Linked DNA regions of Homo sapiens: all the other regions are linked to region 2. Evidence: chromatin contacts called from ENCODE Hi-C or POLR2A ChIA-PET data. All regions are on one chromosome and are shown on one strand. Each heading gives the region's core, a stretch centred on a gene start or an enhancer-like site at or near the end of the contact. The rest is flanking DNA. Distances are from core to core; before and after follow the strand shown. Region 1 holds the start of NFIL3 (nuclear factor, interleukin 3 regulated). Region 2 has its middle 100 kb from the start of LINC03062. Region 3 has its middle 31 kb from the start of SYK.

The links. Hi-C counts contacts between places; a loop is a spot of excess contacts on that map. ChIA-PET counts read pairs that join two places held with the same protein, here RNA polymerase II (POLR2A). Pooled maps may share reads with other maps.
Region 1: a loop to region 2 is called in a pooled map, with 2.4 times the contacts of the local background. The contact joins the promoter of NFIL3 here to the enhancer-like site in region 2. A Hi-C loop is called at or near these places in 1 of 50 pooled maps. POLR2A ChIA-PET finds 5 or more read pairs at or near these places in 2 of 52 experiments (T-cell and activated T-cell).
Region 3: a pooled map shows a loop between it and region 2 (3-fold over the local background). The contact joins two enhancer-like sites. A Hi-C loop is called at or near these places in 1 of 37 single-sample maps with no recorded cell type and 1 of 50 pooled maps. POLR2A ChIA-PET finds 5 or more read pairs at or near these places in 1 of 52 experiments (WTC11).

What each region holds. Positions count from the first base shown.
Region 1 is chr9:91,422,023-91,426,392 of GRCh38, forward strand. NFIL3 (nuclear factor, interleukin 3 regulated) reads right to left here and starts at 1,810. Exons shown (of 2, transcript NM_005384.3): 1 at 1,618-1,810. LOC105376146 (synapsin-1) reads left to right here and starts at 2,011. Exons shown (of 2, transcript NR_188612.1): 1 at 2,011-4,370. LOC124902209 (a long non-coding RNA gene) reads left to right here. Exons shown (of 2, transcript XR_007061661.1): 2 at 1-37. RefSeq lists a silencer at 1,748-2,147.
Region 2 is chr9:89,742,058-89,746,524 of GRCh38, forward strand. No RefSeq gene overlaps it. Among named protein-coding and RNA genes, the nearest start is that of LINC03062, 100 kb to the left of the region's middle. RefSeq lists enhancers at 1,086-1,135, 1,736-1,795. Within about 2 kb of position 1,579, at least 6 of the 41 ENCODE cell types and tissues checked have a DNase peak (open chromatin) inside an H3K27ac peak, as active enhancers do.
Region 3 is chr9:90,768,620-90,773,220 of GRCh38, forward strand. No RefSeq gene overlaps it. Among named protein-coding and RNA genes, the nearest start is that of SYK, 31 kb to the right of the region's middle. Within about 2 kb of position 1,577, at least 2 of the 41 ENCODE cell types and tissues checked have a DNase peak (open chromatin) inside an H3K27ac peak, as active enhancers do.

The DNA of each region.
Region 1 (4,370 bases), core at 560-3,059, 1.7 Mb after region 2:
TATCTGGTCTGGGGGTAAATAAATACTTCTGACCTCACTTACTGTTGTTATTTACAAAAGCCAAGAACAGAAGATGACACTTGGCCATTCCCTGCTGTTCTCAGAGAACAGCAGTTTCCTAAAGTGTCCTTTAAAAACATAAATGGGAGCCAGCATCCAGCAAATCACCGGGCGCTGCGAAATGCCTTCCTAAAAATACAATCTTATCAAAGGTCTCCGAAGGCGTGGAGTTAAAACTACAGCAAATGGCCTTGAACTTGTATTTGCACACAGCCCTGGAGAAAACACCAGAAATAGCACTGCGAGGCCACAATTGTTAAAATGTGATAGGGCTAAATTTAGAAGAACGTGCGTTTCATTTAGGGCAAAAGACACACATTCGGCAGCATGAGCAAACTCCATGCTTACCCGGTTGTCTACTTTCCTGTTTAAAATATCCTTAAGGAAAAAAAAAAAACTGTTATAGTGACATTCTTAAAGGCTGAGACTGTCCTACTTTCTTTGTAGCAAGATTATAAAATCACGTAATTAGCTCCCTCTCTCTATGCTCACTGCCAGCAAATTCGGCAGTTACATAATGCAACATTTCCAGGAAACTATTATGTGATTTGTCTTGTCGTGTCTGAAAAAGCAATGACAATAAGGTGAGAAAAAGGGCTGATCGAATGGAATGCATTAAAATTAGGAAGGTGGGGAGGTAAACGTCACAATGGTTCGTCCCAGATTTAAAAATAACAGCTGAGAACATTGAAAGGGCGAACCCCAGTAGTACCCAAGATCAGAATTCAATGCGAGCAATTCTTGCTTTTAGGTTTTGTAGTATCGTTTTAAAACCTGTTTATTTGGGACGTAATATAGACGTAAATAACGATCTAATATCCAACGCTGCGCCTCAATTACCAAATCATTGCACACATACGCGCATATTCCCACATCAGCCCGCAATTCTTGCCAACATTTCACCGTGGGCAGATTATGCAATGTATGAAAGGACAAATCCCACAACCTTCCCGAGGGCTTGTAAAACACGCTGACGACAAACAGGGTGGAAAACGTCTGTGCAGACACAGCCCCTGACACAAACAAACGCCGCGCAGGCATTCTCCGAATGCCGTCACCGTTCACGCTACCAACCCTTTTTCTCACCAAGCAAATTAAGACTATTCCCCATTCCTCAACCCCCCATTCCTCTCCCCCCTACGCCGCCAGCCCCAGAGAAGGAACGAGAAAGAAAGACACTAGAGAGGAAAGAGCATCTTCCCGCTCGGAGAGGGCTCAGCCTGCCTGGCGCTCTTCTTTACCAAAACATCAATTTTCCTGAAATCAGGAGACATTATGCAACAGCAGCGGGGGGAGAGCGCAAACCAGCCAGGACTACGTGCCGGCGCGAAGGCGCTGCAATCAAAGCAGCCACCTTAAGGTGGCGAGTCCCATCCTGACAAGGCAGCAAAAGTTTATGTAATGAATGCCCCGCGCGCACTCGCCGCCGCTGGCGAGCCCAGCTTACAGCCCGACCCCGCACACAGCGCGGCCCGCACCCCGCGCCCGCCCGCCCGCCCGCAGCGCGCCCTGGGAGCGGTCGCCGGGCCCCCGGCCGGCGGTGGGCGGAGCGCTTACCGTGTTCCTGCTCTCGGGCCGGCGAGGAGAAAGAAAGGGGCGGCCGGGAGTCGGGCCGCCGGCGCTCGGGGCTCGGGCCGGGCCGGGCCTCCGGGGCCGCGGCGGGAGGCGGGCGGCGGCGAGGGCGCGGCGCGGGAGGCGGGCGGGCGCGCCGGGTCCGCGGGCGCCGTGGCCGCGCGGAGAGATGTGTGTTAGTAGGTCAGTTCCGAGCGCCGCGCTACGTCGCCGCCCGCCAGCCCCGCGTGACTGGCGGCCGCGGCCCCAATCGCCGCGCCCGCACCCGCCCCCGGCCCGCCGCCAATGGCCGCGGCCGGCAGGGGCGGGCCGGGGCGGGCACTCCGCGGCCCCGCCCCGCCTCCCCGCCCTCAGCTCCCCCTCCGCGGCGGCGCCACTACCAGCTCGCGTCCCTCCCCGGCCAGGGCCACCGCCGTCCGAGCGCCCGCGAGGGCTGGCGCCCCATTCCCGGCGCAACGAGTGTTGCGCAACGGCCCACGCGGCCGACACGACCGGAGCGAGCCTGCGGAGGAGCCCGGGAGCCCCCCGTCCCACCGCCCCGTCCGCTCTTGGCTCCCTTCACCCTCCCGGTCGCCGCGGTGGCTCTGCGCTCCCCGCGACCCTCACTTGCTCGCAGAGGCGCTTTTTGTCTTCCTGAGAGCCGCAGCCTGCTGGGCTACCTGTTGCCGACTGAGCACTGCGGGTTGCGGCTACCCGGGCGTGGCCCGGACCTCGGCCTCCCCTTCCCCGCACACTCCCGAGAGGAGCCCTCTACCTTGGGGTGGGCAGGAGGGAAGGCGGGGGGTGGCGGCTGGCAAGCTGCCAACACTCGGGGCGCGCTGCGGCGGGGAAGGGGTTGGCGCGGCCGGGCAGCTGCGCAGGGCTGCGCGGCGGAGGCAGCGATTAAAATGTCCCGGCGCCTCTCCCGAGAGCCGCGACGGCCCGGAGCCGGGAGGGAAAGCTCCACGCACAAACACCGCCCCCTGCACAATTAGGGCGAAGATGACGGCTGCAAAGTTGTTGCGTAACACGACTGGGAAACGAGGCTCGCTGAGGTCCATCTACCCACCCCCGCCACGCGGGTGCGGCGTTCCTCGGAGGATGTGAAGGTCCGCGCTCGGGTGCCCCCGCTGGGACGCCCACTGTCGTTTGGTGCTGGGGCTTGAGACGACCGCGCGGGATCTCTTCCTGTGATTTTGAGCTGATAGCTGCTTAGTGTTATTTCTGCGTCTAACTGGATACGGTAGTCTTCTCTCCCAAATTCCCGGGCTACGGAAGAGACGTAAAAAAATGGAAAAAAGAGCACCTAGCCGCGACTTCTTAAGTCGTCGCGCTAGACTGTCAAGGCACGTGGCACACTCCCTGCGTTTACCGATACACGGATAGTGGTCAGTGCTGGCCTTGGCGAAGGGAGCCATGTTCCCGACAGTGACTCACAGGCTTGCCCAAATACGGAGTGTGGCAGGTGGGCAGGACCTCCACCAGCCAGCTCCCTCCTGGTCTCCTTGAACTACGTGGGGGCTGGGCCGAGTGCCTCCACGACTTTCCACTTCTTTTTGCTCCTTTCGTTTTTAAAAAGCAAAAACCAAAGTAAAGAGAAGAGCAGAGTGAACACCCAGGTACCATCCCTAGTGTCTGCCATGAGCAGCAGATCTATCTACTCGCCAAGATTGTCTTTTCTACCTTTCCCCTTCTTGCACAGTTAATATCATAATAACGCAAGTCATATTTAAAAAATTTTTATCACCTATCAGTTGAGTTTTTGGAAAGCCTTCCAGGGCAGCGTTGTGGTTTTGAACGCACTCTTGTTCGTGATTTATCTGGTAGTACAGCTCTGCTGACAAGGCTCTGAAAACTCAGACGTACAATATGGGCTTAGCGTGTTCCCCGACACCATCTTCCCGGTGCTGACTAATGCAAGAACCACATCCCCTCCACTACACATTTTCCAAACTTGACTACCTTCATGAGAACAAATCCTGATTTTAGTTTATAATTTCCACTTTTCTCATACATATATAATAATTCAAGATGTGGTCTTACTATGTTGTCCAGGTTGGCCTGGAACTCCTGGGCTCAAAGGATCCTCCGGCCACAGCCTCCCTGGTAGTGGAATTACAGGCGCATGCCACTGTGCCTGGCCACTTTTCTCAAATTTACTGATAGTTTCCTTTTTGCCCAAACCTTACAATGCTTATTTGTAGCTTTGAGAACCTCTCTTAGATGAAATCAAAATCATATCCATATTAGTTGCCTTTTTGGGGTCAGAAATGCAGCTATTGTCTAGAAATCCAGGGCTGTCCTGCATAATCTACCCTCCCCTTCACGTGTTCTGACCTTGTTCTGCATTTTGAATAATTTCATGGAATTTCAAAGCCGTTGTAGTAAATGTCTTTCTTTAAAGACAACTCGACCTTCAAGACAGGTAAAGAACGTGCCTGGAGCCACCCCAGGCAGTGATGCTGGAGGAGTTCTCTCAACCTGGAAACTTATTCTTTATGCTGAATTTTGAAATCGAATGCTCCTATATTTACTTGGAGTATTTTAGATTGTGTATGTATTATATCTGTGCATCATTCATTGTTACCATCTAACTTGGAAATCAGAGGAAGTGTGAAAGGTATCTGAGATACCAGCTTAGAAAACAACTCTTTAGCTCCTCCTGGTGATTAGGACACCACTAAACAACAGGATGAAGGATCTGTCCCCAGGGCCGAAGTGATGATGTATCTAATATTATATCCTAGAACATTCACAGA
Region 2 (4,467 bases), core at 329-2,828:
CCTGAAAAGGTGACCTAGGGAGAAAGAGTAGATTGGTAGTTGTAAGCGGTTGGGGTGGGGGAGGTTGTGAATATAAAGGGGAGGTACAGGGAGTTTTCTTGGGGGATAGAACATCTCTGTATCCCAGTTGCAGTGGTGGTTACACAATCTATACATGTCTTAAAGCTCATAGAACAGTACACTGAAATAGTTATTTTTATTATTTATTAATTGAAAAAGGACAAAAGAGGTAAAATGACTCTATCAATTCAATTGAGATGTCATTATTTTTATTTTTATATTTATTTATTTATTTATTTGAGATGGAGAATTGCTCTACAAGGCTGGAGTGCAGTGGTGAGATCTCGGCTCACTGCAACTTCTGCCTCCCAGATTCAAGCGATTCTCCAGCCTCAGCCTCCCGAGTAGCTGGGACTACAAGTGCGTGCCACCACACCCAGCTAATTTTTCTATTTTTAGTAGAGATGAGGTATCACCATGTTGGCCAGGCTGGTCTCAAACTCCTGAACTCAGGTGATCTGCCCGCCTCGGCCTCCCAAAATGCTGGGATTACAGGCATGAGCCATTGCACCCAGCCTTGAAATGTCTTTAAAAATACCTTTACCTTTAGTCAGATACCTAAAGGATAAAAACTGTATGATTCCACTTATTTGAGGTAGCTAGTGTCCCAGCTACAATCAAATTCGTAGAAGCAGAAAGTAGGATGGTGGTTGCCAGGGGCTGGGGTTGGGGGCTGGGGAGTTGTCTAATGGGGATAGTTTCAGTTTTGCAAGATGCAAACGTTTTGAAGATGGAGGGTGGTGATGGTTGCACAACAGTGTGAATGTTCTTAATGCCACTGAACTGTACGCTGAACAACGAATTAAGACAGTAAATTTTATGTTGTGCATATTTTACTACAATAAAAACCAGCTAGGCTGCTGGCCAGCATGTCCATCAGCGCCGTGGGTGGTGGCTCCTGAGGGTGGGGTGCAGTCTCCCTCATCTACCCAACACCTGCAGGCACCTGGCCTGGGATACCTCATTCCTGGCCAGGTATCACATCATCCTCACATGTCTTTGGCCTTGGGAGCCTGGCTTGCCTGGTGACCAGGGGCTTTGCTGTGATCCTGATGGCTGCTGAGAAGGTCTCTCTCTTACCAAACCAGAAGAAAGACATCCTTTATGGCAAATAGCACCGTGAAAACAGCTGGGCCTACAAGGGTTGTGGCAGCAGCTTCTGCCTGAGAAACCGCGGCCGGGTCGTTGTGGCCTCAGGGAGTCCAGGCCTCTGCTTGCTTGGTGGGACTCAGTCCCAGCTGTGGGTTGCTATCACTGCAGCTGTCTGCTCTCATTTTGCATTTTTGTTCATCTGGAGCCCTCCCCACCTCACCTGCAGAGCCCAGGAGGTGGCACACTCTGGGAGGTCCCAGGCAGAAGAGCTGGCTTAGGGTGGTGGGTGCCCCATTGCCTGGGATTTGAGAACCTGCCCCTTTGGTTTTTATAATTAGATTTCTAACAGGATCCAAGTGAAACCACAACCCAAACCCTAAGCTGTGAACCCAGCAGCTTTTCTGAGCACACCCCTCCCCTTACACACATCACAGGCCTGGGACCGTGGCCTCCAGGCTCGGGGAGACTATAGACCTTTGTTTGCTTCCTTTCAGGGCTTGAGGCGGTTTTTCTTCCCCTCCCCAGTCTTGCAGATTCTTTTGAAAACCCCAGAGTCCCACTTTCAACTCCTTCTTCTGGTCTCTGATAAAAGGCATGCTAAGAATCACTTCTAACAGTTTCAGTGAGAGCTAAGAAAGCTGTCTGCAAAGACAGGACATCAAAGCACAGAGCTCAGGTGTGCTCTGGCTGGCCTGAGACAGCCCTGTGGCGGGAGGGAGCGTCTGCAGCCTCCAAACTGGCCCTGCTGCCCCCAGGGGTCCCAGACTTCCCTGGCTGCAGCCCCTGCCCTGGGCCTCCTGGCTACTGCCCGTCTGTACCTAGCCTTCTGGCAGGAGCCAGAGAGCTGACTGCCAGGAAAAGCCACAGCGAACCCTGCAAATTGCCCAGATACCTGGAGACAACATCTTAATTGCCCTGTGAAGAGCTGCCTGGCTGGAGAGTCCCTTTCTGTGGGTAGGCAAGGTTTGAACTTCAAAGAGGTTCTCGCCTGGTTCACAATGTTTACAGCAGCTCCAGGAGTGACAGAATAATTTTGGTGTCCTTGGAGAGAGTTGCCTGGCAGGGCTTCTATGTCTGCTGTGGTCTAAGAGCCTCAGGGGGACCACGATTTGTGGGACTCACCACAGACAGCCCTACTGTCCCGGGAATGCCGCCGGCTCTGCTTTTATGGTGTCTTTGACTCCAGCTCTAGGCTCTGGGCATCCACCATGGGGTGGGGCCAGGGTATGGGCTGGCCGGGGGCTAAGTTCACTGACCGTGGCCAGCCCGGTCCTGGGCATGTGAGGATCACCACCTATGTGTCTCATTCCAGAGTTTCATGGTTGGGGGCTCTGGTGGGGTGACAGGTGATTTATCAATTTATTTCCATCTTCTCGACTCTAGCCTCCTTGCAGGAAGGGGGTGGGTTTGGAATCATCCCCTCACTCCTCAGTCATCACCCAGGGCAGTCCCTTACATACCTCAGCTTAGGCCTGGCTGCTGAGAGTGTGTGTGATGGTGGATCATGCCTGCTGGAGAAATGCAGGCCTGGATCTTCCTGTTGCAGATGGATCCACTGTTCCAGTGTCACTACCTAGCCCATGCTTCACGGCATAAAGCAATGCCTATTTCCCTGGGCTCATGTGTTCTGTGAGTCAGGTGTTCAGGCAGGGCTGCTGGAAAGCTCACCCAGAGGGGTGACTCCATAGCTGGGGCATGCAAACACCTGGGTGTGTTCTATCTGCGGGCTCAGGGCTGGGCTGGAAGCTCTGCAAGGCTAGGCTTAGCTGGGCAGCTGCCTGGAGCACTTCTGTGTGGCTTGAGCTTCCTTACAGCATGGTGGCCTCAGGGCAGACTTCCTCTATGGAGGCCCAGCACTTCAGAATGGGTGTTGGTGGAAAAGTTAGAAGCTGTGTGGCCCCTAGGATGCCGCATAAAAGCCCAGCTTCTACCTTTCTACCTTGGCCAATCCCCAAGGATTGCTTTTATCATATGCCCTTGGTGGAAGCAGCAGGCCATCCCAGATTCCAGGGAAAGCCCATAGACCCCACTCTCAGTGGGGGAGGGCCAGACACCACATTGACATGTGTGCTTATCCCATGAGGAAAACATTTATATTTGTTTTATTTTTATTCCTCAAAATAGACCCTTGAGTTGTGGATAGACAACTTAAATGCAAATCAGGAAACCTGAGTCCTGGTGTCAGAACCCCGGGAAGTTAATGAAGTGTGGTAGGCCACAGACACGCTCAGCCTCAGTTTCCTTATCTTAGTAGTGAGGGTGCCATCATGGTAGTTTAATGTGCTGCCTGCAGAGAAAGTGCTTAGGGAGGAGGTGAGGACTGTCTCACACCAGTCCACTCCCCTGGGGGACACGGGGGCTCTGGGCACCCTCTGCCTCATGCCCACAACTCCTGCAGAAATTGCTCCTGATCTAGGTGTGAGGATTGTGGGGGGCCTGGGTGGAGCCGGCTGCACTGATGGAAAGTTGCTGCTGGGGAGAGTCACTCTAGGCTTCATTCAACTGTGACGTGAATGTCAGCCTGGGCTCTTTCAGCTGGGATGGAGAAACAGCTGTTCTCAACACGGATGAGGCCCCAGCCTTGGCCCTGCCAAGCCAATGGGCTGTGTGGCCCTGGGCCAAGGACATAGCTCTAGGATTTGTCTGGTCCTCGTGGTGCTTCACCATGAGAGCAGGGGAGGGTGGCAGTGAGACTTCTCTGGATGATAGAGAGGAGAGAATGGGAGGGCGGCATGCACCCAAAGAGATGGCTCCATCATGGAGCAAGGGACACGCTGCCTGGAGGCCACAGCCAGAGGAGCATCCTGGCTCCCAAGGATGGAGAACCAATGCCTGTCTGCAGGCTTGGCAATCGCCTCAAAGAAGTCCCAGGGCCTGATCAGAGAGACTCAGTGCTAAAGGGATGCAGGGCCTGGTCTCGGTGCTGCATGAGGAGGGCTAGCTGTCCACCATGGTCAGCCCAGCTGCCAGCCCTCCCCAGGTCTGGCCTGACAGATAGAGAATCTGGAGCTACAAGTGGGAGGGGGTGCCACCCGTGCAATCAGATGTCTGGCCCACTTCCAATGCCAATGTGATTTTATTGTTTTCTTGGTGGTTTGCTTGGGAAGGGGTTGTGGATGCCACAGGCACTGGGAAAGGCAGCTCTGGGAGAAGGCAAGGCAGGGTTTTGCCAGCCAGCCTCAGGCCCCTCATCCAAGAACTGAGGGAGGCTGGGACCCTTCAGAGGGCAGGATTGTGGATTTGGTATCACCTGCTTTCCCAGTTTTCAGCAGAGAGCTGACAGGCAGGGGCTGACCGCACGCGCCTCTCCTGCTG
Region 3 (4,601 bases), core at 327-2,826, 1.0 Mb after region 2:
TTGTCAGGTAAAGGATCTAAGATCCCTAGTAAACTTACTTGAGCAAAGCAGCTCATTGGGGCTAGTGGAAGAAGGTTAGCTCTAGAATTGATGGAGAGTTTTTTCTCTCTGTCAGTAGGGACAGTTAGGACAGTCTCATTGTCAACAGCCCTTTTGTTCATAGTAGGCACATTGATTCTGACCCAGGGGCCAGTCAGTTTGGGGCTCTCATCTGGGCATTCCAGACACTGATCTTGTGACACTTTCTTGGGATGGGTAACCCTGAGGAGGAAGAGGGCTTAAAGCTTATGCTAATAATTGCACTTTTTGGCTATTTCTTATGGTTTTGCCTCTTCTTCTCCTTTGTCACTTTTGTTCTTAACTCCAAAAACCGTCTTTAGGAGTTGGATTATGGGGGTGTGAGACCCCCTTGCTGCTGCTTTTTGTAGCATTTTCCTGATGTCAGGGGAAGATTGAGTAATAAAATGCATACCCAGGAGAGCCTGCCTTTCTGAGGAGTCTGGATCTGTGTTAGTATATTTCTTGAGTGCCTCAACCAAACGACCCTGAAACAGAGTGGGACTTTCATATTTTCCCTGAGTTATTTCTCTAACCTTGTCATAACTCATTGGCTAAACCACACCCGTTTCCCACTGCATTTCTTCCATAGCACAGCAAGTAAATGATAATACTTGCAAGTCATGACAAGTTAAATTAAAGAACATGGTCAACTTAAAAAACTCCTCTATAAACTTTTCTGGATCCTCTGAAAACTAGCCAAATTTTTTTTGTTAAATACAGCCAAATCAGACATAGAAAATAGCACATGTACTCTAAGTGCTCCCCAATTTTCATCAGCTACTTCTTGCAAGGGACACAGGTTTGACTTTTAGGGGCTGATATGGGGTCCACTTCTGGAGGTATTGGTTGGGCTTACTCTTTTGAGCAGTAAGAAGTATAGGCTGGAGCTAGCTGGATAAGGGGGAGAGGTGCCTGATGACCTTGGGATGGAATCCTTTGTTAGAGAACTGGCAGGACCCTCCTCAGAACGGCGGCACTGAGGAGGCTCCAGGGAGGGCATAGGCCTTCTGTGAGAGCAGCTAGGAATGCCACTTGATGCAGGGCAGGCCAGTCCCAAAACTGGGGCTTAGCCTGGGAAAATTGTTGGCTTCACTCAGGAAAGGTTTCAAGAATGAGCTGGTGGTAGAAAAAAATGGCTTTTATTGGGGCAACAGTGTTACAGCTCTGTGACTGCCTCTGCAGAACCAGGATACCTCAAAGGCCGTGTGTTTGAGTAGCAGTTCAGAGGCAGTTCTCCAGTTATATTTATACATACTTTTAATTACATGCAAATTAAGGGGTGGGTTACTCAGAAATTTCTAGAACAGAAGTGGTAACTTCCAGGTGTTGGCACGGCAGTCGTAAACCATCATGGTGCTGGTAGGCATGCCTCTTCCCTGTTTCAACCAGTCTTCAATCTGGCCCGAAGTGAAATCCCACCTGCCACCTCACCTCCAGTGGTGTCTGCAGTGACATTTTGTTCCCTCTTTCAAAATCGTTTTCAATGGGGTCTCTTGTGGGTGGGGCATTAAGCACAAGTGCTCAGCCAACTGCACTGAACCAGAAATTCTGCATCTGTGCTGACCAGAGATGCTTTCTGGAAAACCAAGTGTATAAACCATGGGGACCATGGGACACATGTCACGCTGCTCTCTCACACCTTCATGTATGTCCTTTAGTGTTGCGCAGCAGCAGCCTCTAAGGGAAGCAGCCCTGAGATGTACTTTTAAAACATTTTTACTATTTCATTTGATTTTTTACAACTATGAGTCACAGATGTTTTACTGGGGAAAAAAATATGTAGAAGACATGGCTGGATGTGTGTTATGAGAAAGAGGTCAAGTGCAAATGAGAAAAAGAGGAACTCATGAACCTCTTCTGCCTTTTGGTGAGTGGCCAGTCATTTGAAACTGTGAAGCAGAAGGTAGTGAGGGGCAGTTGTTCCTGTGGGTGCCAAGGGGAAACTTCCTCTTTGCCCTTGGAAGGGTCACTGAAAATCAACTGACAAGAGACAGATTAATTGGAGAAAAGGCACACATATTTATTAATGTGCACAGGAATCTTACAAAGATCTCCAAGAAATGGTAAGGAGGTTGAGACTTTTACACTATCTTTTTAAAGGCTTTTGATATAGGGTCTCACTCTCTTGCCCAGGCTGTAGTGCAATGGCAGGATCATGGTTACTGTAGCCTCAAACTCCTGGGCTCAAGCAGTCCTTCAAGCAATCCCGCCTCAGCCTCCTGAGTAGCTGGAACTGTAGGCCTGTGCCACCATGGCTGGCTAATTCTTTTCACTTTTTGTAGAGATGGGGGTCTCGCTATGTTGCCTTGAACTTGAACTCCTGGCCTCAAGTGATCCTCCTGCCTTGGCCTCCCAAAGTGCTGGGATTATAGGCAGGAGTCACCACATCCAGCCTATACACAGCTTAAGGTTACAGAAAAAATGTGGGCTTGGAGTACGGCCAAAAACTGGTTGCGGTGGTAAATCAGGTTATGATGTCAAGGCAGGTTATGGGAGGAAGAGAAGAGGAGGTCTGGCTTGCAAATGTGGTCTTATTATACAGGTGAAACCTTACAGGTAGCAGTCCTCAGAGAGAATAGATGGTAAATGTTTATTTCAGAAATTTAAGGTGTCAGACTCTGTTAATCTTTTCTTGATCTGGACAAGGGTTAGCCTCAGAGAAAACCTGGCTGCACCATGCTGATTCTGTACAGATGCAAATCTCCCCGCAAAGGACAGCTTTGCAAGGCTACCTCTGTTTGCAGGCCCTCTGAACAGCCACCTCAAAATATGTCAAAGAAGGATATTTGGAGGTGAAATATTTTGGTTTCCTCCATTACAAATCTGGATCTGACACAAGATAGTACCATTTACTCAATGTATAGCTTGGGCCAAGTTGTTTGAATTCTCTGTCCCTCAGTTTATCTGTAAAATGAAGAAAATAATAGCACATACTTCACAGAGTTTTATGACAATCTAATTAATATAAGCAAAGCACTTCTAATAATGCCTGGCACATTGTAAATAACCAACCTGTTATTAGAAGACAGAATCCATGGATTTACTGTTAGTATAAACAATGTGCTCTCTGCTACACAGAAAAGCAGTCTCCAAGGGGAGCATCCATTTTCCATTTGGAATTCAAGCAGAAGCAGCGTCCCTGAGCCAGGAAGGTGGGCCACAAAGAAGAGAAGGTAGATCCATGTGTGCAGGGTGGGGCCATGGCTGTAGCAGCAATGCCCATTCCTGGCCACAAGCACAGATGAAGGTGCTACCAGGATCCAGAACCAGGCACTGAAGAGGGAAGTGGGCAAGCCATGTAAGTGATCACAAAGCACTTAGGTCACGAGAAGAGGCGACCCAGACCCCACTCCCCTAACCATCATGACAAGAAGGAAGAACCAGCTCCCTGCCAAGGGGAGCTTTTTAATTAGTATGTTCATTTAACTGATGCCAGCTCTCATTTCAGAATGTAAATTCAGTCTTTCCCAAAAAATCCTTGGATATCTTCAGGAAGTCCCAAGTTACTGTTAAATGTGGACACTTTCATCCCTTCTACCTTGGCTTTTTCAGAAGCAGACGCAGATTTGAGATCCCAGTAGAAAGAATTTATTTGGCAGGTGCAAGGTACCCCAGCAAGGGAGCAGGGACATGGGACCAGGAGGGGAAGGTGAGACCAGGAAGGGAAGGCAGCGCATTTGTGAGCCGCTGGAGCACAAGGAAACTGCAGAAAAATCTGTGCTTCTTCCTGAAGGATGAGGGAGCTGGGACATTCAGACACCGGCCTGTCAGTCATTGGTGGAGGGCTGCCAGGGCTATTAATTCCCTAGCACTCAAACCACCCTGGACATGGGCAGAGAGGCCTCCTGAGGCTTAGGAGAATGTCCTCAGGCAAAGAAGAAGTTGCAACTCAGATAGAACCCCCCAGGCCAGAGGGGTGTGAGTGAGTCACCAACAGTTCCTGTTACATTTACATTTAGGGAGAAGATTCTGGAACCCAACATAGATAGATCAAGGTAAAGAGCATCCCTCCCAGAAGGTTGCCAGGATGCTCTAGAGCTCATGAGATTTGCTCTTGCTGACACTGAGAAGCAGGAAGGAGTAGGAATGGAGAGTGCAGACTTTGAAATCCGCCCATCCGGGGCTGCTTCCCTGCTCTGCTCTCATAGCTCTGTGATCTTGCGCAAGTTCCGTAGCACCTCTGGGTGAGTTTTCCCATCTGTAAAACGGGGATGATGATAATACCTGTAGGGCTGTTGTGAGGACATAACACAGTCATACAGATAAAGCACTTAAAAAGCACCCAGCCCTTAAGCGCTCAAACATTTGTATTCTACATCTTTTGTCAATTGCCTTTGTTTAGAAATGCTCTGGCATGTTGGGTGCTCAAAAGATGTTGACAGTAATTTATTCACTACGACACACCAAGAATTAATGAAATATTGCTAAGAAAATAAAAACTAGTGTTCATCACATCCTGCGATGTGATGTCTCTTCAGAGAACCAGGCGAGGGTATGTGGCCAATGAACAGCCAATGAAGTCACTGTCAGAGTGGCTTTGT